Linked DNA regions of Mus musculus: region 1 is linked to region 2. The links are chromatin loops, found by intact Hi-C in ENCODE. Cell type or tissue: left cerebral cortex. All regions are shown on one strand. Each heading gives the region's core, and the rest is flanking DNA. Links, peaks and the distances in the headings are about the cores only.

The links. Peaks named below come from ENCODE experiments on the same cell type or tissue, not always from the same donor. Only the 100,000 strongest peaks of a DNase experiment are listed, where the experiment ranks them.
Region 1: it touches region 2 in a loop (4-fold over the local background); 2 of 42 quality-filtered maps call a loop at or near these places.

What each region holds. Positions count from the first base shown.
Region 1 is chr1:39,361,253-39,372,603 of GRCm38, forward strand. Npas2 (neuronal PAS domain protein 2) reads left to right here. Exons shown (of 21, transcript NM_008719.2): 21 at 603-1,988. The coding sequence ends at 755. Rpl31 (ribosomal protein L31) reads left to right here and starts at 6,599. Exons shown (of 4, transcript NM_001252218.1): 1 at 6,599-7,003; 2 at 8,762-8,887; 3 at 9,702-9,814; 4 at 10,050-10,659. The coding sequence starts at 6,897. The coding sequence ends at 10,081. Tbc1d8 (TBC1 domain family, member 8) reads right to left here. Exons shown (of 20, transcript NM_018775.4): 20 at 10,243-11,351. The coding sequence ends at 11,097. In left cerebral cortex, for the core only: no CTCF peak of the experiment used is centred there; DNase peaks (open chromatin) are centred at 6,540, 7,102 and 8,121; H3K4me3 peaks cover 2,504 bases; H3K27ac peaks cover 1,955 bases.
Region 2 is chr1:38,995,681-39,007,031 of GRCm38, forward strand. It overlaps Pdcl3 (phosducin-like 3), which reads left to right. Exons shown (of 6, transcript NM_026850.4): 5 at 55-263; 6 at 461-1,556. The coding sequence ends at 603. Among named protein-coding and RNA genes, the nearest start is that of Pdcl3, 14 kb to the left of the region's middle. In left cerebral cortex, for the core only: a CTCF peak has its summit at 5,640 (motif pointing right); a DNase peak (open chromatin) is centred at 5,645.

The DNA.
Region 1 (11,351 bases), core at 1,740-9,739, 370 kb after region 2:
GGTGTTTTAGCAGGCCAGGGATAGGTATGCTGCCAAGTCTCCGAGGTAGTATAGGGGCACTAGGATAGTAACAAGGGACATTTATTGTAGGCAAGATTGGAAAATAAGAGTGAAACTGCCAAAGTCAGACTGACTGGTTGACTGATTTGCATTTCCAATCAGGAACTTGTCTTTCCAGGTTCTGGAAAAACGGCAGTATTTGAAGTAGACACAGGACCTAATCTAAGAGCCATGCACGTGTGTGCAGATTCTTCCCCACCCATAAATTACATGGGCCTCAGGCTCCACCATCCACAAACACAGAAGACTTTACATAGATGGTGTGCTTCTGATTCAGCCTCAGTCCCAAGCCCATTGACCCAGAAGGAGCCCCCCCCCCCTTCCCCACCCAGAGTTGATGCACAAGGGTGCAGTCAGAAAGCTTGGCTTTTCCCCATCATGCACTCAGACATGCACTCACCAGCACGCATGCCTAGCGGTCTGAGGAGGGAGTCCCAGAATCTGGCAGCATCTGCTGCAAACCCCAAAGGTACTGAAGTAACTTGAAGAGTAGAGGGACTGGCCAGTCACGCAGCCCCTTTTCTGCTCTTTCCTGCGTACAGGCACCAACATCTCTGCACAGTGAGCAGCCGGACTCGCTCCTTCTCTCCACCTTCTCCCAGCAGCCGGGAACCCTGGGCTATGCAGCCACACAGTCTACACCTCCGCAACCCCCACGCCCCTCCCGCAGGGTCAGCCGGCTGTCAGAGTCCTAAGGTCTCCAGCAGCCATCAGGGTAATACCCTGACACTGGAGTCCAGACGCAACCAGCTTTAACCAATGGAAAACGGGGTTGGCCGTGGGAGATGGGATGAAGCGTTTACGTGATTTTGGCGCACCCTGTATACATTTCAGAACTCCTGATGGTAACGTGTCTGGAGTGTGGCACTGGCAGAATGGGGAAAGAACAGGAATATTGGCCATGATTCTTTTGCCCTGGGCTTCTTGGGCATCCGCTACAGCCATACCAGACAGGAACCAAGTGTCCCCGTGTTGGCACCGCTTCCTGGTCTATTTGCAGAGGTGGTACCCCTCGCTGCCTCCAGGAGAGAGCGCTCCAGGTACTCTACCGACTGAGACAGGTCCCAAGCCCTAACAGGCCTTCACTCTCTTGATAGTCTTTCCTTTACAGTCAAGGACTACGTTAAAGGTCTCTGGAGAGAGTATAAAGAGATTATTTTTCATCGTTTTTAAAAGGTTTTGTTTTAATTTGCACACCTGTGCACAAGGGAAATAACTTAGGCACTTTCGGAGTTTGTGTTTGTTTTGTTTTGTTTAATAAGGTCCCATGGCTTCTTTGGGAATCCACGATAAGAAAAACAACCCCACCAATCAGATAGCGGAGCCTGTTATTTGAAGCTGCAGAGCCACACCCTTGGCCTAACCCCTAGCAGACTGAGGCTCTCCCATGCCTACCAGGGGGTGTTTTCCTTCCTAAACAGAACACTGGATTCTTCCTGTTAACTTCACCGAGAGTAGCTACAAAGGTGGACTTAGAGCCAAGCACAATCTCACAACGATTCCAGAATTCCCTAGAGACCTCTTGGGGGGCAACGGGCAGGCTGCATCTCCCAGGAAACCAGGCAAGGGCCCGCCATCCTAGTGAGGCAGGCCACCGCACCTTTCCACTTCTCTTCCCCATGATTCCGAAGATTGGATTTTCCTTTTCAGGATGCACTTTGCTTTTTTTTTTTTTTTTTTTGTATGTTTTGTTATGTCGAGGTATTTCTAAAGAGAAGATTTTATATAATTATAAGAGGAAGTGTAGTGAATTGTACAGCTGTTGTAATAATGACCTATTTCTATAAAAAAATAAAATTGTACGGATTATGTGTAAATTATTTTGTATCTGAGATACCAGTTCCATTCCCACATATGAAAGTATAAAGGTTTCCTTGTGTTTTTCTGTGAGTGAACATTTTGTAATAAATTAACAAGTTTGTACAATTTCCTTGGTCCCTTGTTGTACATCGACACATATATCTCTTTTCTGGGAAACCTTAACATTTTTTGAGCTGTTGAAAACTTCAGAGGTAAAGTCCTTAGTCTGTTTTCCGTTGCTGTGATAAAGTAAGTGCGGCGGAGAAGTCAGAGAAACGGGCTCAGAGTTCCAGAGAGTTCACATGGTCACGTGGCACTGTTGCTCTGGGCCTGTGGTTGCCTCCAACGTCATCGAATGAGTTCATGGCAGAAAAGGTCTGCTCATTTCAGGACTATCAGGAAGCAAAGAAAGAGTAAGGGGCAGGGATGCCAATAAAGGAATACCACTAACAGCCTAACTTTGTTCCAGCAGCTCCACATTCTATCAGGCTACACCCAGTAGCTGAGGTCCAGGGTTTCAGCACATGGGTCTTTGGGGGCCGTGCAAGACCCAAACTTCAGTATGGCAGAAGCTCAAACAATAACTGGAATACTGGAATGGAAAGCTTGTTTGTTTGTTTGTTTTCTTTTTTCCGAGACAGGGTTTCACTGTATAGCCCTGGCTGTCCTGGAACTCACTCTGTGGACCAGACTGGCCTTGAACTCAGAAATTCGCCTGCCTCTGACTCCCCCGTGCTGGTACTAAAGGCGTGCACCAGAGAAAGCCTGTCTCGAAAAACCGGAGGGGGGGGGTGGTGGGGGGAGGCGTGCGCCACCACTGCTCGACAAATGGAATTTTTTGAACTGCATTATTCTGCCAGTTCCCTAAGGCTTAAAGCTTGTGACAGAAAAGCAATGCTTTGTTGAAGAAATGATGACAAAATAATAACAGGAAAAAGTTGCTGGGAACATCTCAATCTTGTAGACATAGGTAGCCTGCAGAAATGATGGAGACGCTCCCCACCAAAGCATCCATTCATTGTTTGCAATTGCTTTCAATCAGGACAGATCCGAAGGACTCCCACTACCAGCATGAAGACCAATGATACCAGCAAGGTAGGTGTGCCTGTGTGTGATATGTGCACACATATGCAGCACAGCGGGATGTCTAGGTCTCAGTCAGCTTCAGCCACCTTGTTCATGATGGTCAGCATACTAAAATGAGGGTGCGCCAGAGGTCCTGGCGGTCTCGACTGAGTGCTTCTAAGTTCTTGTTCTCTTGTTCAAACAATTGAAAGAAGTATACACAAATAGTGAATTAGCAAGGGTCTAATTCAAAAAATAGAGTAAACATCCAGACTGGATGCATTGCTATGAAAGCAGTAAGCTCCAAGCAAGATTGCCCTGGGTTAGCCGGGCGTGGTGGCACATGCCTTTAATCCCAGCACTTGGGAAACAGAGGCAGGAGGATTTCTTAGTTCGAGGCCAACCTTGTCTACAAAGTGAGTTCCAGGACAGCCAGGGCTATACAGAGAAACCCTGTTTATTGTGCAAAGCTTCCTCTTATGGGACCAGGAGGAGGAGGGGTTAGTTGCCAAGGATGAGATGTAGGTGATTCTGTGATTCCATTGAAGGGCTTGGGTTATGTAACCCTTTGTTCATTCAACATGTTCTTTATCATGATATGTTTCATCTTACTCATATGCATGTCCAATCATGCCCAGGCATGGTTGGTAAATAGGAGATTCCCACCCCCACCCCCCCCAAAAGTTCACTCAATGGACACAGGCTGCCTTACTGCCCATATACTGAAGACCAGCCCAGGCTGAGTTGGGCTCACCTCCTGCAGTTCTTTTTTTTTTTTTTTCTTTCGAGACAGGGTTTCTCTGTGTAGCCCTGGCTGTCCTGGAACTCACTCTGTAGACCAGGCTGGCCTTGAACTCAGAAATCCACCTGCCTCTGCCTCCCAAGTGCTGGGACTAAAGGTGTGCACCACCACTGCCCGGCCTGCAGTTCTAAGATATGTTCCAGCAAGTTCAACCACAAAAGGGGAGTCACCAGAGGTTGCTAGGGAGTTAGTTGAGGGTATAAGAATTGACTAGCCACTTTGTTTGGAGAAGGTTGTGCACGGAACTCCGTGCAGATGCATGTCCCAGGGTGCTAAGCTGCCTCTGAAAACTACCCACTTTAGGAGCTCATGGTTTAGGAGCCACCTAGATGCTGGCTGCATGAAGCTAAAGTTCCTTCTAGGGCTCTATTAAGATAGACAGGTCTGTAATTTCTCCTCTTCTGTAAAATGATGATGGCTCCTTCTTGGTTCTCTAGCTAGGATCCATTTTGGATACCATGAGGTTGCTATAGATATGTACCCTTGATTGCTCTATCCTGAGGGTGGGGGTGGAGTGGGCAGGAAATATTTTTCATTCACCAAGAGGAACATTTGGAAAGAACTTGAAATGAACCCTAAAAACATGAAGTCTGTATGGAACTCTGACCTATTTTTTTCTCTTACCCTAGCATTGTCTAAGGGTTAGAGATTGGGTTTTTCTGGAAACAAACTTATAGTTTAATTGTAGTCATACTTTAATTGATGGTTAGACTCCTAAGTGGAACAAGATTGTTAATGGACACAGTGTATTCATTCTCCTAAGGCTGTCTATCTGGAAGTCATTAAAAGAGGGTGGAGTATGCTGTGCTCCTAATTTAATTTAACTCTGCCTGAATTGTGCACATGTTCAAAATTTGGGTTCGCTCAAAAACCTATAATTGTGTAATTTTCCACTAAATGCATGCATCATGGGAATTGTAATCACTGACCTCTTCATTCATTATCTTTGCTTATTAAAAGGTCATTCTGTAACTACATCTGTGTCCCAGAAAAACCATGATCATACTGTCTGGAAAAGTACAGTGTCTTGGCTCAAGAGTCAAGATTGAATGTGACCTCAGTTTAAGATACTACAAACAAACTAAAATTGTAACACCTTCTGTCTCTAACAACTAAAATCCCCTTGTACAAACAACATTGTTGTCATTGTTAGACAAGGTATCACTATGTAGCTCTGGCTGGCTTGGAACTCCCTATATAGATCAGGCTGTTCTGCAACTTACAGAGCTCCACCTGCCTCTGCCTCCCACTGTGGAATTAAAAGTGTGTGCCACCACACCTGGCGAAGTGAAGCAGTTCCTAGTCATGACTTTGCACTCTTGCCAAAATGTCCTAGTAAAAATTTAGCGATATAAAATGGCTTTAATTTCTGTTCATGTTGTAGCTTGACGATCTCAAAGTCAGCCAGTAATATACTGAAAAAAATCTAATCTGAGTCATCTAGAGAAATGCTATTAGTGCTCAGATGGACTTCATATTATGGAGATAAATAGCCTTGCTTTTCTGTAGAAAAGCTCATTAGAAATGAGGCAGGGGAATTTTTTTTCCTTTTTGATTTTTTAGCTTAATCATGTGTGGACGGATATGTCTAGTTTATTGACTCCTTAAATTATTCATGTTTTACTTTTAGTATGAAGTCAGGAACTCACAGCCTTTTATAAACTCAGCTTTTCTAATTAACCATTATTTATTAACCATAACTAATTATCATTTCTTGCTCAAGTCAGCACACTCTGACTAGTGGGCTCCTCTGTCTTCTTGCTAAAGATCCCAAATTCACATTTTCATATTCTCTTTATAGCCCTTCCTCCCTCTCCCTCCCTCAGTCTCTACTCTCCCCTTCCCTCTCTCCTCCCCTTACTCTTGGATCTAGTCTCATTGTGTAGCCAAGACTGGCCTCTGTGTAGTCCGTCCTTAATTTGGCATCCTCTTGCTCTGCCTCCTGAATGCATCGCTCCAGACTTCCTTTTAAATTATTTTTGAGTGGCTCTGCTTGGGAGATTGCGTTGCAATTTTCTGAGCTCAACCCCAGTACCAATCAGCACTCCCATAGAACCCCTTCTGGTTTGGATTCTCTAAGAACTAGAACCGAGCCTGTCTGCTCCTTTCCTCCTAGCCCCACTGAGAAGTCATCAGATATTGTCAAGCGTGTTTAGCCCACTACAGTCAAGGATATCTCGAACTCCTGATCACCTAACTCAACCCACAAAGTTCTGGGATCACAGGTGTGCACCACCACACGTGGCTGTGGACACTATTTTCTTAAGAGAGAGAGAGCAGTTGCCTGTCCACCCCAAGTCTGACCTTTGGGGAATCCAAAGGCCCCAGCATCCCTTAGCCAAAGGAGGCAGAGACATAGGTTCCTTGTAAGATCGTGGAGTTTCTGCCTGCCTGTCTTCTTGCCTGTGAGATCCTGAAACTTGCTCATTGCTGAAACTCCAATAGACAGGCTATTCGGACATGTTTAGATTCGGAGATCTATTTTCTACGGACGTGCCTGGCATTTCCGTGGGCATTTTCGACTTGGAAAATAAATTCTTTTGTTGTCGTCTCGGTCATTCCGGGGACCTTCCGCCAAGCACAGTATCTAATAGATTAAACAAACGTAGAGTGAGTGAGCGAGTGCACCCGAAAAACTGGAGTATCTTCCCTCCCGGCCGGGCGTTCCGAATCCGGGTTCGGGTTGGGATTTAAATCCCATCCCGCACCTCCACTGCTCAAGGCAGATTGCAAGAAGACTGACAAGATCGACCCCGCCCTGGGCCCGCCCTGGGTCCGCCCCATGCCGCTCGCTCCGCCCCTGACGCGCGCTGTATTTACGCCCCAGCCTAACTCCTAACTTCCCTCGCCACACCTCTTCCTCCTCGCCTCCCCGTGACCCGGAAGTTGTACGGCTACGCGACTTTCCCTCCCACAAACCCTCGCGCCCTTCCTTTCCTACTTGGGCCCGGCAGAGTGAGTATGGCTGCGGGGTCGCGGCTCTGAAATCCGGCGCCATCCGCGCCCGGCGCGGGACGGGCAGGCTCGGTGGGGTTTGTCCCGCGCCGCGCGGAGGCTCTGCGGTCCGGGGCGGTGGGAGGACGGCCTGCGGGGTACGGGTGCACCTTAGCTCGGGCTTGGGCTTTCCCACTACCTGCTTAGAGCCTCCCTCCCTGTCGCCTGCGTCTAGATGGCTCCCGCAAAGAAGGGTGGCGAGAAGAAGAAGGGCCGTTCTGCCATCAACGAGGTGGTGACCCGAGAATACACCATCAACATTCACAAGCGCATCCATGGAGTGTGAGTACCGGGCGGGCGGTGTGGCCCGCGACCCCCTTCGGGCTCCGGCCGGGCTGGGCTGTCACCCGCGAGCCTTGCTTACAGACTGGGTGCTCTAGAGGGCAAGCGGGTTTATTCCGGTGTGGTTGTGTGTACGTGGAAGGTGTGCGGGGTTTGGCTTGCACGGCAACCGGCTAGGAAATGGAGACTGGAGGCTGTGATGGAGTTTGAGGGAGCGGTTAGACTTGGGGAAGGTTGGTGGTGCTAAAACGTGAGTTCTGGTAATCCGGACGTGTAAAAGGAAAGTCAGTGACTTGTACGCTGCAGGAAAGTGGCCGGTTACTACCTCAAGTGCGAAATACGATTTTTTTTTTCGTCGTCCGATTATACAGATTTGTGCAAATTCGGGGCAAGTTGTAGTAAAGTGGCGGTTACAGAGAGTGATTGCGGTCCTTATTTGTACACGACCTATCTGCATTTGCGTTCCAGCCCTAGAGCTTGAGTTCTTGGACTTGATGGTTTAGTATTTTCGGAGAGATTTTGCCGGGTTGAAATGTGTGTCTGCACCTAGTGGGTTGCCCCAAGGTCTTTGCCCGGTATGAATACTGCTGGTGGTCGGCCACGTTCCTTCCTCTATGGTTGGGCATATTAAGCACTATGAAGCACTATTTAGGCCTGTGACAAAGTGAAAGTAGGCCACAAGTTAAAGGTGGTGTGGGTGTTGCCCAGTATGTGGAAGGAAGAGTCGCTCTCAGGTGAAAGGTACTCTTTAAAAGCAGCCTTGAATAGAGCATTGTAGAAGCGAGTCGTACCCCCCCCCCAGGCCTTTTGTATTTTGTTGATAAGGCCCTATGTGAGAATCTCTAGCCTCCTTCATTCTTTGGTAATTTCTTGGTCCCCATTGTGGTGTAAACCAAGCCTCTGCTTTGTTCCACTCCTTGCTTTCCCTGTCTCATTCATTCGGGTAGTAGTTGAGCCCAGTGCTAGGTCTGCCCTCTGAGATCTACTCACTGACTGCGGCAGCCCCACTTTTTCCAATTCCCTAACCATAACATTGAGATTGCTCAGTGCTCCATCTCTTTCCTGGTCTTTGTAAGTGATACCACCTGACTGGTTGCTTGCGTGAGTTTTTTTCAAGCTAGCTGTGAAGTGGGTTGTCTGGGCACTAGAGACAGGCTGCGGGTAGGTAGAATAGAGAAAGCAGATGCTCTTTGTCTCACTTGGAGTGGACTTGACGGGTGTTGAACAGACCTGGGCTTTTTTGGTTGATTGGTTTTTGGATTTGAGGTCTTCCCACCCAGCCTCCATGTTGGGATCATTGGTGCGTGCACCATGCTCTAGAAAGGTTCAAGTTTTTTGTTTTTTAATAGCCCTCTATCATGTACCCTGGCTATATTCATAGGAGAGTGCCTGCCTCAATTCCACAGAACTTTGTCTTCCTTTTGTATGAGTGTTTTGCCTGAATGCTTGTATGCTCCACATTGGTGCTGGAATCAAACCTAGGTCATCTGCAAGAGCAGATATTTTTAACCGCTGGATCATCAGGACCATCATTCAGGATTGCTGTGAGCAGGCCTGGTTGGTGACTGATACTCTGGGAAAGTGAGCGGGACATCTTGAACTATAGGATGCTTGGAATTTACCCCTACATCTTAAGTACTGATGCTAGTAGCTGGACATTTCATGCTTGGCCAGAGGGTTCTTCGTTTCATGATGGCATGCCATTTACATATATAATTTTTGACTTTTTTTTTAATGTGCTTGTGTTCTGAACCTTAGGGGCTTCAAGAAGCGTGCTCCTCGGGCACTCAAAGAAATTCGGAAGTTTGCCATGAAGGAAATGGGGACACCAGATGTGCGCATTGACACCAGGCTCAATAAAGCCGTCTGGGCCAAGGGAATAAGGTACTGAAGTTACTTGGTGCAGTGATGACAGCTTATCCAATTCCTTATATAGTGTGTGTGTGTCACATTTGAGAGTTCAGTTAGCAGATGTAGGGTAGAAAAGATACTGGGACAATGCCTCAGGCTAAGCTTGTGTCTTCTGTTGTAAGGGAGACAGCAGTATTGGAAGAGCTCCATTGGCTGCAGGAAAAAGCAGTGCTTTAGAGCCTAAGGTGTTGGCCTCCCTGGGAAGGAGTGTTCTGCTGCCCAGAAGGGTTGATATATGTCATGTCCTGTAGCCTATAAGGGGATTAACACCGAGGTTGGGGAGTCCCTTGAAAGTGGATTAAGTAAGATGGGGCGGGGTACAGCTGCTATCATAAGCATACGGTTTGAGGTGTATTAGATTATCCAACAGAGAACTGCAGTATCTGCCTTGAGGTACGGTGAGTGGTGGTACACGAGAGCATGGAGAAGTTTGTAGAGATCTGGGGCCTAAATAAGCACCTAGCAGCTCCAAAGATTACGAAGGAAGGAGATAAGTCAGCTATGTGGCTTCTGAAGGGGGAGGGTTGTGTGTACCTTTTATTTGAATTAATGGCTATTATCTGTTGGCAGTCACTTTCTGTCTGCTTAAGAATAATTGGTTACTGTTGGTGACTGCCTTGACATCCTAACAGGCCTGACACATCCTGAGACTGGCCTGTTGCTCATTCACCTGGGTGTTTTCAAGGTCATAGAGGCTTGTTTGCCAGAACACAAGGAACAGGGATAGATGTGAGAAACTGCCTTGTTTCTGACGGAAGCATTGACCTTAGCAACACATTTTTATTAGGAACGTTCCATATCGCATCCGAGTACGCTTGTCCAGAAAACGTAATGAGGATGAGGATTCCCCAAACAAGCTCTACACGCTGGTAACTTACGTGCCTGTTACCACATTCAAAAGTAAGTATCCCAGCGTTCCGCAGGAGTTATTGTATGTGAGATGATGTGTGTCTTAACTATGTTCAGTGAAGAGGTAAGCAGCAGGTTAAATTATCAGATGTTCCTTAAAAACTAACTGGCTGGGGGAAGATAGTACAGAGGTTGCTGGGAAGGGCGGCACAGGCCATGGGTTGTGCAGTGGCCTCCAGCTGGGGCAGGATGCGTGGGTGCTGACTGGCTGTTACTCTCCTTCCAGATCTACAGACGGTCAACGTGGATGAGAACTAACCTGCTCGTGTCAAATAAAGTTGCAGAACTGCCTTCAGGGTTTGGTTTTCCTTTCTGTTGTCTGCCTCATGGGTGGAATTTTTGGGTCTACAGGGTGTTGGAAATTAATCTGAGAATCTCTGTTCTGGGTACATGGGAAATTAGAAATACGTGAAACATTCTTTTCACAGAAGTCACTTTATTAGGATTGTGGATTTGGGTTGGTTTTGAAACAGGGTTTCTTGTGGCACTGCTTGTTCTATAGAATAGGGTGGCCTTGAACTCAGAAATCCACCTGCCTTTTCCTCCCTAGTATTGGCAATTAAATGCCCAGCTTGTTTGTAAGCTCTCATTTTCAGTTCCAGGTTTATGTGTGAGCCTAAGATTAGGTAAAGATTGAGGTTATAACTTAAACGTACTGAATTAACTTATGTTGTGTGGGTCCCAGGAATTGGACCTGGGACATCAACTCTGCCTTTCCAGCCATCTTTGCCAACCAGTAGCTCATCTCTGGGATGTGTCTGCCCTCAAAATGACATTTTAAAAAAGTCAGTACAAAAGAACGATTTTTATTAAAAACCTTGAGGACAAACATTAAAGGCATGGTTTGAACATGTTTTTGTAAGGGCATATAAAGTGAATACGAGATATATTAAATGGTTTCAATTACCAGCATTGAAACAAAATTAGTGCAAAAAAAAGCCAAATACAGTTGTACAGGCAATGGTTCTGGGATCTCTTGTTTCTGACCAGTGGAAACATGAGCCTGGGGTTGGTGTCTCTTAGTTACGGTGGCATCTTTTTCTTCATCAAAGGGCAGACTCACTATCAGGATCACAACAGAAACACTGGTCTCAGCAAAGTTGATAGTCACAGTGTATGTAAACAGGGCGTCCCACCACTCACCTGTCCTCTTAATAAATAGAAATGCGTCAGACCTGCAGCTGTGACTGAGGTGGTGGAGCTCCCTGGTTGTAGGCTGACAGCTCTTGCTTTGGTGTGGTCGGCTCCAGTGTGTTCTCCAGCAGCTCAGGGCCTACAGGTCATTGAGCTTCAGTTCTGCCTGTGGTGGGTGGCTCATTTCCAAAACTTTGAGACTGTACTGATTGAGCTTGGCGTTTTCAAGTTTGGATTTAATGTTGAGTGGCTTTTCAAAAAAATTCACCAGTGACTGCTCAGTGAGAAGGGATGCCAAAATATGTTCAAGGGACACAGTCCAGTCCCCTTCAGTCTCGGGGAAGGCCTGGGGACTCTTTCCAGCCTCAGCAAAAACTGAGTCCTGTTCGGGAGG
Region 2 (11,351 bases), core at 2,043-10,042:
GGCTCTGCCCGTCTGCTCACCTCACAGCCACTCTTTTCTCTTCCCGTGTTCCAGGATTCCCCTCTGTTCCTTGATAAACCATCACTTGAGTGGACTCGCCAGGAAGTTTCCCGATGTGAAATTTATCAAAGCCATTTCAACGACCTGCATACCCAACTACCCCGACAGGAATCTCCCCACGGTGTTCGTCTACCGGGAAGGGGATATCAAGGCACAGTTCATTGGTCCTCTGGTGTTCGGTGGCATGAACCTGACCATAGACGGTGAGGGCTCTGGAGGGCCTGAGGGTATTGTGAGAGGTGGGCCGGGAACTCCCCTCACAGGGATGTCAGCTTCCGGGACACGAGTCGCATCGCGGTTTTGCTTCATCCCTGCGCAGTCACCTGGAGCAGTGAGCTTCAGGGGGGACCCTCTGAGGGGTGCTGGCGCCTTAGCTGATTTGCTTTTTCTCTGTCTCCAGAGTTGGAGTGGAAACTGTCTGAGTCAGGAGCGATCAAGACAGCCCTGGAGGAGAACCCCAAGAAGCCCATCCAGGACCTGCTGCTGTCCTCAGTCCGGGGCCCTGTCCCCATGAGGAGGGACAGTGATTCTGAGGACGACTAAGATGGCAGTGATGGAACCTTTGAACCTTCTTGATATGACGCATTGTCTGGGTTTTTTATAAGGAGGGAAAAGCAAAATGTATCATTTTGGTTTTTAACCTTTTTATAATTATTTAAATTTTATACATTTCGGATATAATCATTGCTGAACTTTTTTAAGAAATTTGTTGGAACTCTTTAATTAATCATGTTTCTTTAAGAGAAATTTAAGCAAGCTTGTTATGTCACATATCTATGTTTTCCTATGTGTATTTCAGGAAACCATGAAACTGTTCAGTATTTTTTGACATGTAACTCTATAGAAAGGAATGTGGACTTAAAAAATATAATGCGAATAAATTTAAGTTAAAATCTCTATAAAAAATAACAGTGCAAAAAATGAGAACTCAGCTTTCTAGTTAGATCGTTCGTTTTCCTTTTGTAAAGCTAGCAAAAGGAGTATCAGCTAAAAGAAATGGCTGATAATTTTGAGACAGATACTGATTTATCAAATTAGCTGACAGATTTCAGCTCACTGCCATGTCTGTTTGCTTTCAGCCCAGTCTTCCAGGTAAACTAATGTTCTCTATGGCTGTTAAGACACCAGCTATTCTTTGTAGTGGCACATGCCTTTAATCTCAGCACTGGGAGACAGGGGCAGGCAGGTCATGTGAGATCAAGGCCAGTCTGGTTTGCATAGTTACCAGCTAGCCAGGGCTGCGTTACCAAGACCCTGTCTCCAAACCAAGCAGCTCTTCTTGGCTGTAAGGTCCTGTTAGAGTTGGTTTGGGGGAATAAGGTTTAAGCAGATACATATATAAGCTCTATCCCAGTCGATTTGTAAAAATATTTCAGGATATCCTGTAAAGTGACAATGAAAGCCGAAAAATATCTATAATATTTTTGTTGAATGCTATACCCTGTATAGCTGATTGGAATCTTAGAGATAAGAGTCTAAGAATACAGGGTTTACTCAGATTTTATTGTAAGATTTATTTTTCTGTACTCCCAAAACCGACAGTGTGTGAAAATGCCTTGTTTTCTGTTACGTGAGGGCCAAGACCCTGCTAGAACATCGGCCTTTGGAGTGGTTTCCTTCAGAGGCGCTTGTGAAGTTTTAACAGCAAGGTTGGAACAGTCTTGAGGTTTTGTTGCTTGTGATGACCCTACATGGTGTATAGGAGTGCTGCTGCCTTAGAATCTCTGCAGTGGCTCACAGCTGCAGAGACTGACGCTGTGTTTGCCGTAGAGCAGTGGTTCTCAACCTGTGGGTTGTGACCCCTGTGGGGGCCACATAGTAGATAGCCAAATTACAGTTATGAAGTAGCAACAAGGAAAATTTATATGGTTGGGGGTCACCACAGGAGGAGGAGCAGTACTAAAGGGTCACAGCGTTAGGAAGGTTGAGAACCACAGACTTAGCGTGAATTTTTATACTAAAGGAGAGGGGCAGGACCCGGATGCAGGCAGAGTGCAGTGTTGGGAGCTGCAGGCGCAGTTCTTCTGAGGAGCCTGTGTAGGATGTAATTCTTAACAGTCACTGAACCACGTTGATATAAGCGTGGACACTATCTCCATGCCAGACCAGGACCTTGTTGGTGATACAGAGATGGCGAGATGGGAACACAGCAACAGCTCTGATACCTGTAGCCTTGACCAGTGAGCCCCGCCTTCTCACAGTGCCCCGCCTCTGTCTGCACTTGCTCTAGAGGACCAGCAGCATCTTCATCAATTGGGATTAGGATCAGAGCCTGAGCTGCCCATGCCTATAGTTTAGTGAATTCGAAAGGTGCTCCCTGTGGTATTCACAATACCCTCTGCTGCCTCACTGCATTTACTGGGACAAAGGTGGTAAGGCTTGGCACTTAACCTATATACTTACATATGTTTGTTTGCCTGGGTGAGTGTATGCAAGTCACATGGGTGCAGGGGCCATTGGCTCCTCAAACCAGTTACAGGTAACTGTGAACTGACTTGTAGATGCTGAGGACCAAACCCACGTCCTCTGTAAGAGCAGAGCCCTCTCGACACTGAGGCACTGCCATAGCCCAGAACCTTGCTGCTTAAACATGGAGTTCATCTAACTGCACAGCAAGGGATGCAGACGGGGCTAGGAGACATTGTCCTTTCAGAAAGTACCAAAGCGCTAGACAGTAGAGAAAGAGCATCCCAGCTGCAGTGGCGGGTGGGTCTCCCAATGGCTCTGCTGGAGCGAGCAACACGGTGAATCTGAGGTCACGCCCCGAGCTGTGAGGAAGTGAGGAGGAAGACTGTGGTTCCCTCAAGAATCCCAAGTAGCCTGATGCCCGTTCCTAACCCCCAAGCCACTCCATTCTTAAAGGATGGCTTCCAAGATGCAGTGTGTGTGTGTGTGTGTGTGTGTGTGTGTGTGTGTGTGTGTGTGTGTGTGAGAGAGAGAGAGAGGGGAGGGGGATGGACGGGGTGTAGAGGTCAAAATCAATGACAAGCCAGGTTGACAGTGTGTGTGCCCTGTTTCATGATGTGATGGAAAGGTCACCTTACCTCTAGTCTTTCTTCCAAAAACCTACAATCAAGACATAACCACAACAAACCCAGCACAGTAGCTGAATGGAACTTTTGAAACTGTAGATAGAAGTTAAGAAACTGGGTATTCTATACAAAGCACTCGGTTAGCTTCCTAATTAAAAAAAAAAAATTGCACTGAAGGTTTATTTTTAATATGTGGCTCGTGAACCACATCACAAATGGAAGGTAACTTAGGTAGCAAAACAGTGCTCAGCTCTTGACTGACCTGCATCTGTGAGAACTTGTAACTCAAGGGTTCCCCTACGTCTTAGTCTGGATCTGCCCAAAGGCAGGGCCGGAACCAGCATTTGGGTGCAGCGTTTGTCGTTTGTCGGGTGTCTCCAGGCTGCAGAAGAGAAAGCTGAGAAAGGAAGACAAGATGGGGTGGGAAAAAGAGAGGTACAGTGGCTGGATAGTACACACACACCCCCAGTGTCCCCCCACAGATGGAGGCCTGGGCTTACACACCCCAGTGTCCACCAACAGATGGAGGCCTGGGCTTACACACCCCAGTGTCCACCCACAGATGGGGGCCTGGGCTTACACACCCCAGTGTCCACCCACAGATGGGGGCCTGGGCTTACACACCCCAGTGTCCACCCACAGATGGGGGCCTGGGCTTTGGGTTTCCATTCCTGGCTCCTGTAGGTGAGGGCCGCTCTCTGGGGGCATTAACTGCATTTCTTGGCTGTGTGTGCTCAAGAGCAGAGCAGGCATCTATGCCTGGAAGAAGACCACAGATGCTGCAGGTGCAACATGGTTCTGGGCTTGCCTGCTCCTGGCTCCTGGTTCTGCTCTGCTCATTAGGAAGACATTGCTTAGGTATGGGTTCTTGATTTTTATCTTTCCCATGCATATATTCAAAGGAAAGTAGGTGAAAGGAATTGGGTGTGATATTGTTTTCATTCTTAGAAATTATATCCTGACCAGAGTTTCCTCTTCCTCCAACCTCCCTGTCCCAACCCCCACCTCCCCTCTTCCCCAGATCCATTCCTCCATTTTCCTTCAGGAATATCAACCAAACATAATGAGTTACAACCTTCATATTAAGCTACAGCCTTCACATCAAGGCTGGCTGAGACAACCCAGCAGGGCGAAAAGGGTCCCAACTGCAGACAAAAGAGTCTGTTAGGACTCCCACAAGAACACCAAGCTACTGAACCTTCACATACACTGAGGACCTAGCTCAGACACACACAAGCCCCCTGCTTGGTGGCTCAGTCTTGGTGAACCCCTATGAGGGGTAAGTTGACTCTGAGGGGGTTTTTGTGGTGTCCTTAGACCCCTCAGGCTCCTACAACACTTCCCCCCCTTCTTTGACAGTATTCCCCAAACTCCACCTTAATGTTTGACTTTGGGTCTCTGCATCTGTTTCCATCAGTTGCTGGATGAAGCCTCTTTGTTAACAGTTAATGCTGGCTCCAGTCTACAAGTATACCATACTATCATTAGGAATAATTTCACTGATGTTCCTGGCCATGTTTGGTTCTAGCCTGGGTATCTGGGCTGTCCAGCCTCTGGTTCCTAGCTATCTAGGCATTGTCAGGGGTGGGCTCCCTCTCGTAGTGTGAGCCTCAAGTTGGACCAGTCAGTGACTGATCACTCCGACAAGTTCTGTGCCACCTTTACCCCAGTACATCCTGCAGGCGGGACAGATTGTAGGTTGAAGGGTTTTGTGGCTGGGTTGATGAGCCAGTCCCACTGCTGGAAGCTTTGCCTGGTTATAGAAGATGGTGGGTTTAGGCTTCATATCCTCCGTTACTAGGGTCCAGGAAGTCTTCACTGCACTAGGCTTCTATGTTAACCCCCAAATGCCTCCCAATTCCAGTCATCTCTCCCAGTACTCTCTCCCTCTGTCCCTCCCACACCACCCCCACCTGATCCTTCCAGTTCCGATCCCCACCTGCCCCCACTACACTTGTCAAATCTATTTCCTCTTCCCAGAGAGATCCATGGATCCCTGCTTGGGCCCTCCTTGTTACTTAGCCCTCTCTGGGTCTGTGGATTGTAGCATGGGTGTCCTTTACTTTGCAGCCAACGTCCCCTTGTGAGGACATACCATGTTTGTCTTACTAGGTCTGGGTTACCTTCCTCAGGATGATCTTTTCTAGTTCCATCCATTTGCCTGCAAATCTCATGATGTCATTGTTTTTAACAGCTGAGTAATACTCCACTGTGTAGGTGTGACACATTTTCTTTATCCATTCTTTGCTTGAGGGACATCTAGGTTGTTCACAGTTTGGGGCTGTTACAAAGAAAACTGTTATGAACATTAGTTGAGCAAGTATCCTTGCTGTGGGAGCACAAAGTTGTACAGCCACTGTGGAAATCAATATGGCAGTTCCTCAGAAAACTGGGACTCGATCTTCCTCAAGACCCAGCTATATCACTCCTGGACATATACTCAAAGGATGCTCCATCCTACCACAAGGGTCCAGTATTTTAAAATGTCCTTTGAGTGGCTTTGATGCCTCCCTTGCCAGTTAGGATGCTGGTGTTTTCTAGATCCTACCAGAAGGTGGCGCACGCTGACAACTTAATCACAATTGCTACTGCCCAAGGAAACCTTACAGATGGCCCCTGCCTTAAAAATGAGAAGCCAGTGTGCTTTGTATGAATGCAATCGCATAGACTGAGCCCAGGGAGACAAAGAGGTATCGGGTTGTTTTATTTAACTTTACCACTCTAGCTTTTAAATTTCAACTCTCCATATCTCTTTGCTCATTAAGCTTTAACTTGCTGAGAATGCCACCTTTCTAGGAAGACTGTTGGTGGTTAGAGTCCCCTGAGCACTTGTTAAAGGGAGTGCAATCTCTGAGGGGAAGAGCGAAACTTTTGACAAGAACCTTTCTGAGAGGGGATCTTGCAGCTGTAAAGATCCGTCACCACAGCAAGGGGATGGTGCATCAAAGAGCGGGAGAAAACAGCAAACAGATCTCTTGATAGCTAAAGCAGACTGACTTGAGCCATGCAACAAATACTACATTGTAACCCGAGGCAAAAAGTAATTACACAGTATCTATTATCCAAATATACGTGTGGAGGGAAAAGTTGACTAACAGAAATGAGTGTGTCCTCTCAGCACAACTTTGTGTTCCTGGGGGAATTTGAGGCGTCTACAGGATGAGTAATTCTACTCACTGCGCATGTGCTATTGAGAGTACCTCCTCAGGGTCAGCAGGCCCATCAACTACCCCCACCCCCTTCCCCCCACCGCCCACCCCCATCCCCCATCCCTTTAGTTTCAGCCCAGGTTTTCTGTTTCTGATTCGATGTTTCAGTCCTCTTGGGAATCTTTATGGACTAACTCCCAAACCCAGGCCCCCTTCAGCTGCAGTGGCTTTGCTGCAGCAAGAGACACTCTAGGTTTCAAAGGAAATGCTACAATGTTCCATGTTTTCAGTCCAGCTCTGGGCGCCACAGTTTCAACAGACCTGTGCTACTTTGCATGACCTCACATCTTTCCAAAGCAAGCTCCTTGGCATTTTCTGTGATAAGCACCATAGACCAGAATTCCCAACTGGCTGATTGAAATCACAGTGATGTGGAGAGGTTGGAATGTTATAGGTCCACAGGCTAATTCGGTTATTTTGGGCTAGCTTTAGCCCCCTTATTTAGAGCCAGTCCTTGCCCACACCTCAGTGTTGAAACTAACATCCTGACTAATAGATACAAACTCTTGCAATCTATTACCTTAGTAGACTACAGTTTCCACCAACTCCAAAGCTGGAAGTCATCAGCACCTTAGGCCTGTAGAAAAGGGTGCCCATCTCACCCACCGTACCTGCCCTTCTGGTGTACTCACCAATGTGTTTTAAATTTGCCTTGGTTTATGACATTCTATATCCTGTACAATCTGTAAAACTTCATGAAACTGACCCCCGTACTGGAACATGGAATTAGGGGTAGCCTAATCTGTGTTCCCAGGCTGTGATCACTCAAAGTGGCTCCAGGATAAACTATCTCTTACTCTTGTTAAGGTGAGCGCTATAGTTTCTGTGTTGATGGCAGGTACAGCTGTGAGCTGTGTGGGGCAGGAAGTGAGATGGCAGCTGTACCCACCTCTCAGTTGGAGGCACTGTACAGCATCCAGGCAATTCTATGCTATCAATAAGGAACAGAACAAGTCGGGTGTGGTGGTGCACGCCTTTAATCCCAGCACTCAGGAGGCAGAGGCAGGCGGATTTCTGAGGTCGAGGCCAGCCTGGTCTACAAAGTGAGTTCCAGGACAGCCAAGCCTATACAGAAACCCTGTCTTGAAAAACCAAAAAAAACAAAAAAAAACAAAAGCAAAACAACAAAAAAAGGAACAGAACAAGTACACTCTTTTCTTTCAATTTTCATATATATGAATAATATATTTGTTAAATATTAGGTATTTTATATCTATTAAATAGCTAAAAATGCTTGAACATAAAATCTTATTAAGTTGTTTGACTCTTATAACTACTTAATAAAAGGAACCGTTGCTAACACTTACTTTGCCCAGTGCAGGATAGTGAATTTAGGGCCCTGTGCACACTAGGACAACACTCAGGGCTCTGCGCACACTAGGACAATCCTTTTCAATGAACTTTGTCCCAGCCCAAGAAACTGGCCAGTATTTCTTTTAGCTTAATTGCACATGAGCCAAACCTAGTGGGCCACGAGCCGACCTGCTGGGGACTTAGGACCTTCTGAAGCAGTGGTTTGCCTTTCTGGTTTATGAGTGAGTCTGACGCTCAGCTGGTTGGCTCAGATTCTTCCCTGAGAATTGATTACCTCTGGGTCCAGGGAGGATACTGTTGAACATGTCAGGCAGGGACCTGGGGGAACTCTAAAGGCACCCACCTTCCTGACATAATGATCCCTTCCTCTCTCTCTGCTGTCTGTCACATCAACAAAGCTTGTGGGTCTCTTGTAGTACCAGTGGAGGTAGCATGACCTTCCTGGGCCTCAGTTTCCATATCTGTGCAGAGGACCCATTCCATGCCCATGCTGTGGAAATTAAGTGAAAGATATGCAGGCCGCATGGTGTCTATGGTCTTCCTGTTATAACCGGCAGCGGCAGCCTGTTTTATTGTATTTTATTTTGAGGCTTTAGTGCAGGAAAGCTTTGCATGTGGGATTAGCTTCTTGGTCTACACCCTGTGATTCTCAGTGGGGCCTCATATGACCTGGAAACTCGTAAGTCCACCAATAAAGCTTGAGTCTCACTTGGGAAATGTCACACCATTTCCCCTTTGCTTTATGTGGCTACCCTTACACAGTATTTCTTGTATAATGTATTTGTTCCCATGTTCTTCTTTTTGTTCTTAGTATGTTAAGAAACACTCATCTCTCTCGGTCTTTTATTTTTCCATTCTGTGGTCTGATCTGGAAGAGGCCTTTCCACAAAAAGCACGAAGCCATTATGTTGTCACGTGAGACTCTATCACTTCCAGGACAGATCGCCAAGAGGTAGAATTGCTCTCTTACTGGTTTCCCTCACTGAGATTTTATGAAGGCCACTGTGGTGTCACGGTCTTGGGTTCCCTCAGGCACTTTGTCAGTATGACTTGCCCTCTAAATATCAGGGTGGCATCGCAGGACTGGGGTGTTAGAGTCCTACTGGGGCATCTGGGCCTTCCATTTATCTCTGGGGAATTTTAAGATATGAATCCTCAGTAGAGGCACACACATGCAGTCCAAGGTACCTACTCCATTTCCCCTTGCTTTAGAACGAGCTTGAGAGAGGAAAATGGACAGGACATGAAGCAGAAGTGACATTTTATAATGGGGAGGGTTGTCCCTTGGGACTTCTTGTTCTGCTTCTTCCATCTCTCCCCAAGTGAATCCTGCTGCCTCCGTTCTGCCTCTCTTCCTGTCGGTGACAAGTCCTGGAAGCATGAGCTTCTAGCATCAGTGGATATATGTGGATGTTTTAATGAGTTGGGAGAAAATCCCTTTGAAATAAGTTTTGAGTCCACATCCATCAATGACATGGAAGCTCTATAACTGTGAGGGATAGTGGGTAGATTTATGTCAACTTGACACAAGTTAGAGTTATCTGAAAGGAGGGAACCTCAAGTGAGAATATGTCTTTATAAGATCTGGTTATAGGGCATTTTCTTAGTGATTGATGGGGAAGGGCCCAGCCGTTTCTGGGTGGTGCCATCCTTAGGCTGGTGGTCCTGGACTCTATAAGAAAGCAGGCAGAGCAAGGCATGCGGAGTAAGCCAGTAAGCAGCACCCTCCATGACTACTGCATCAGCTTCTGCCCCCCAATTCCTGCCCTGTTTGAGTTCTTGTCCTGACTACCTTTGAATAAACCTTTTCTCCCCAACTTGCTTTTTGGTCATGGTGTTTGATCGCAGCAATAGAAACCCTGACGAAGACAGTAGCTTATTCTAAAAAGATGCAGTTCCCTCAGGACTTGACCTGCTGCTAACCTGACTCTAGACTCACAGGAACATGAGAGAGAGAGAGAGAGAGAGAGAGAGAGAGAGAGAGAGAGAGAGAGAGAGAGAGAGAAGGAAGCATGAAAGACCGAGTGCAGACAGGACAGGAGGTTTGAACAAAGGCCATTCCTATCCAGACTTTTGCTCATTTGGAAAGGACCAGCCAGGTGGAGGTTTCCTTAATTTCTGGTTCATACCAGTGGAGACTTTTAACTTGATCTCATGGCTCCCTGTCAGGGTTAGGCCTAATCTAGAAAAAACTTGAGGCAGCAGAAAAGAGTTAGGAAAAAATGGGACTGTACGAAAGGGTACCAGGTTTATTCTTTATTCATAGGATTGTGCCAGTGGGTGTGCAAATGGCTAAGGGAGCACAGAAAAGTCTGCTCCTAAGAGCTCCTTGGCCTCCAATGAGGGTCCTTGATGGCTACTCTCTTGCCTGTTCTCTTTTGGAGACAGCAGGCCTGCTGAGTAAGCACACAAGAATATGGGGCATGGGGACGGGAGAACTCAAATGTGTACCCAAATAAAAGGACTGCCAAGGGGGTTCACAGCTGAAGGCTGCATCACTGACTGTGTGATGCAAATTAGTGCCTGCTTGCCCGGGGCCTGCAAGAAATCAGGTCAGGATCATGAGGCTTCCAGAGGCTGGTCTGAAACGTGCCTAATGAAGCTGGCCTCTCCCTAAGACCGTAGGCAGGCAGGAGGGAGATTTCGGTTAAGGGATGCAAAATAGGTGGATTTCCCCAGAGCCTCAGATCACAGCCCAGGAAGGATGCACAAGACATCCCCTCAGGCCATGAATAGCTTTGGGTTGAAAGATCTGATCAGCAGCAAGTGAGTGGTGAGGTTTCAGACCTGCACTCTATAGCTCTTTGCCCTCAGTTTAAAGCTCTCTACTGCTTGGCTCGGTCACGGTCACGTGCTTCCACTCGGTGGGTGGCTTCAGTTGAGCTTTGGTTTGCTCTACTGTACAATCTGAACTTCTTTGTGTGGACTTCGCAGGGCTGTAAGAAAAAGAAGTGTTAGGATTAAACTACAAACTAATGTATATCCTGCCTTGAAAGGGGTCTCCTGTTCAGGAAGGGACTAGTAAATTTATAAGTCAAGCCTGGCTACTACCGTTGCCCAACAAGCCCCCATGAACCTGGCTTTATAAACAGCACTGCTGCTATCGGATCAACAGATTCCATGGCTTGTCTACACTTGTATGAGCCTTAGTGGGGGAAGAGGCTGGTAGGGACTGAAGGGGCCAGACCTGACTCGTCCATCCTTCTAAAGCTTGAGCCAGGCTAAAGTGGTTAGAAGCTGGATGCATGGGGACTATTGGATAGCTTTGCATTTTGTGGGATATAAGAGGGAAGGTCCCTAGTGGAAGTTGTGTGTGATGTGTTTATAAAAAGGTAAAGAGGTCTAAGATATGTTATATGGGGGTGTGGTGAGGTATGGGGGGAGGGGTGCCTCGGTGGGCCCATGCCAAGGCATCCATCCCTTCCCCCTTAGGGACTAGTAACACGACAGTATAGTATAGAATAGAGCTTATTCAGGGCTTGGGGGAGGAGTTAAGAGGGTAGTAGAGGCGGAGAAAGGAGGGGGAGGGGAGAAGGAGGAGAGGAAGAGAGGAAGAGGAGAGGAGGGGGGAGGGGGAGGGAGAGGGGGAGAAGAGGTGGGCCATGGCCATGAGCACTTGAAGAGAGGGGAAAGGGAAGGGAGAAGGGAAGAGCCCAAGAGGTCAAGAAGGAAGCAAGACTAAGCAAGAGGCAAGAGAGGGAGGAGGCAGGAAGCAGCCCTTTTTATAGTGGGTGAG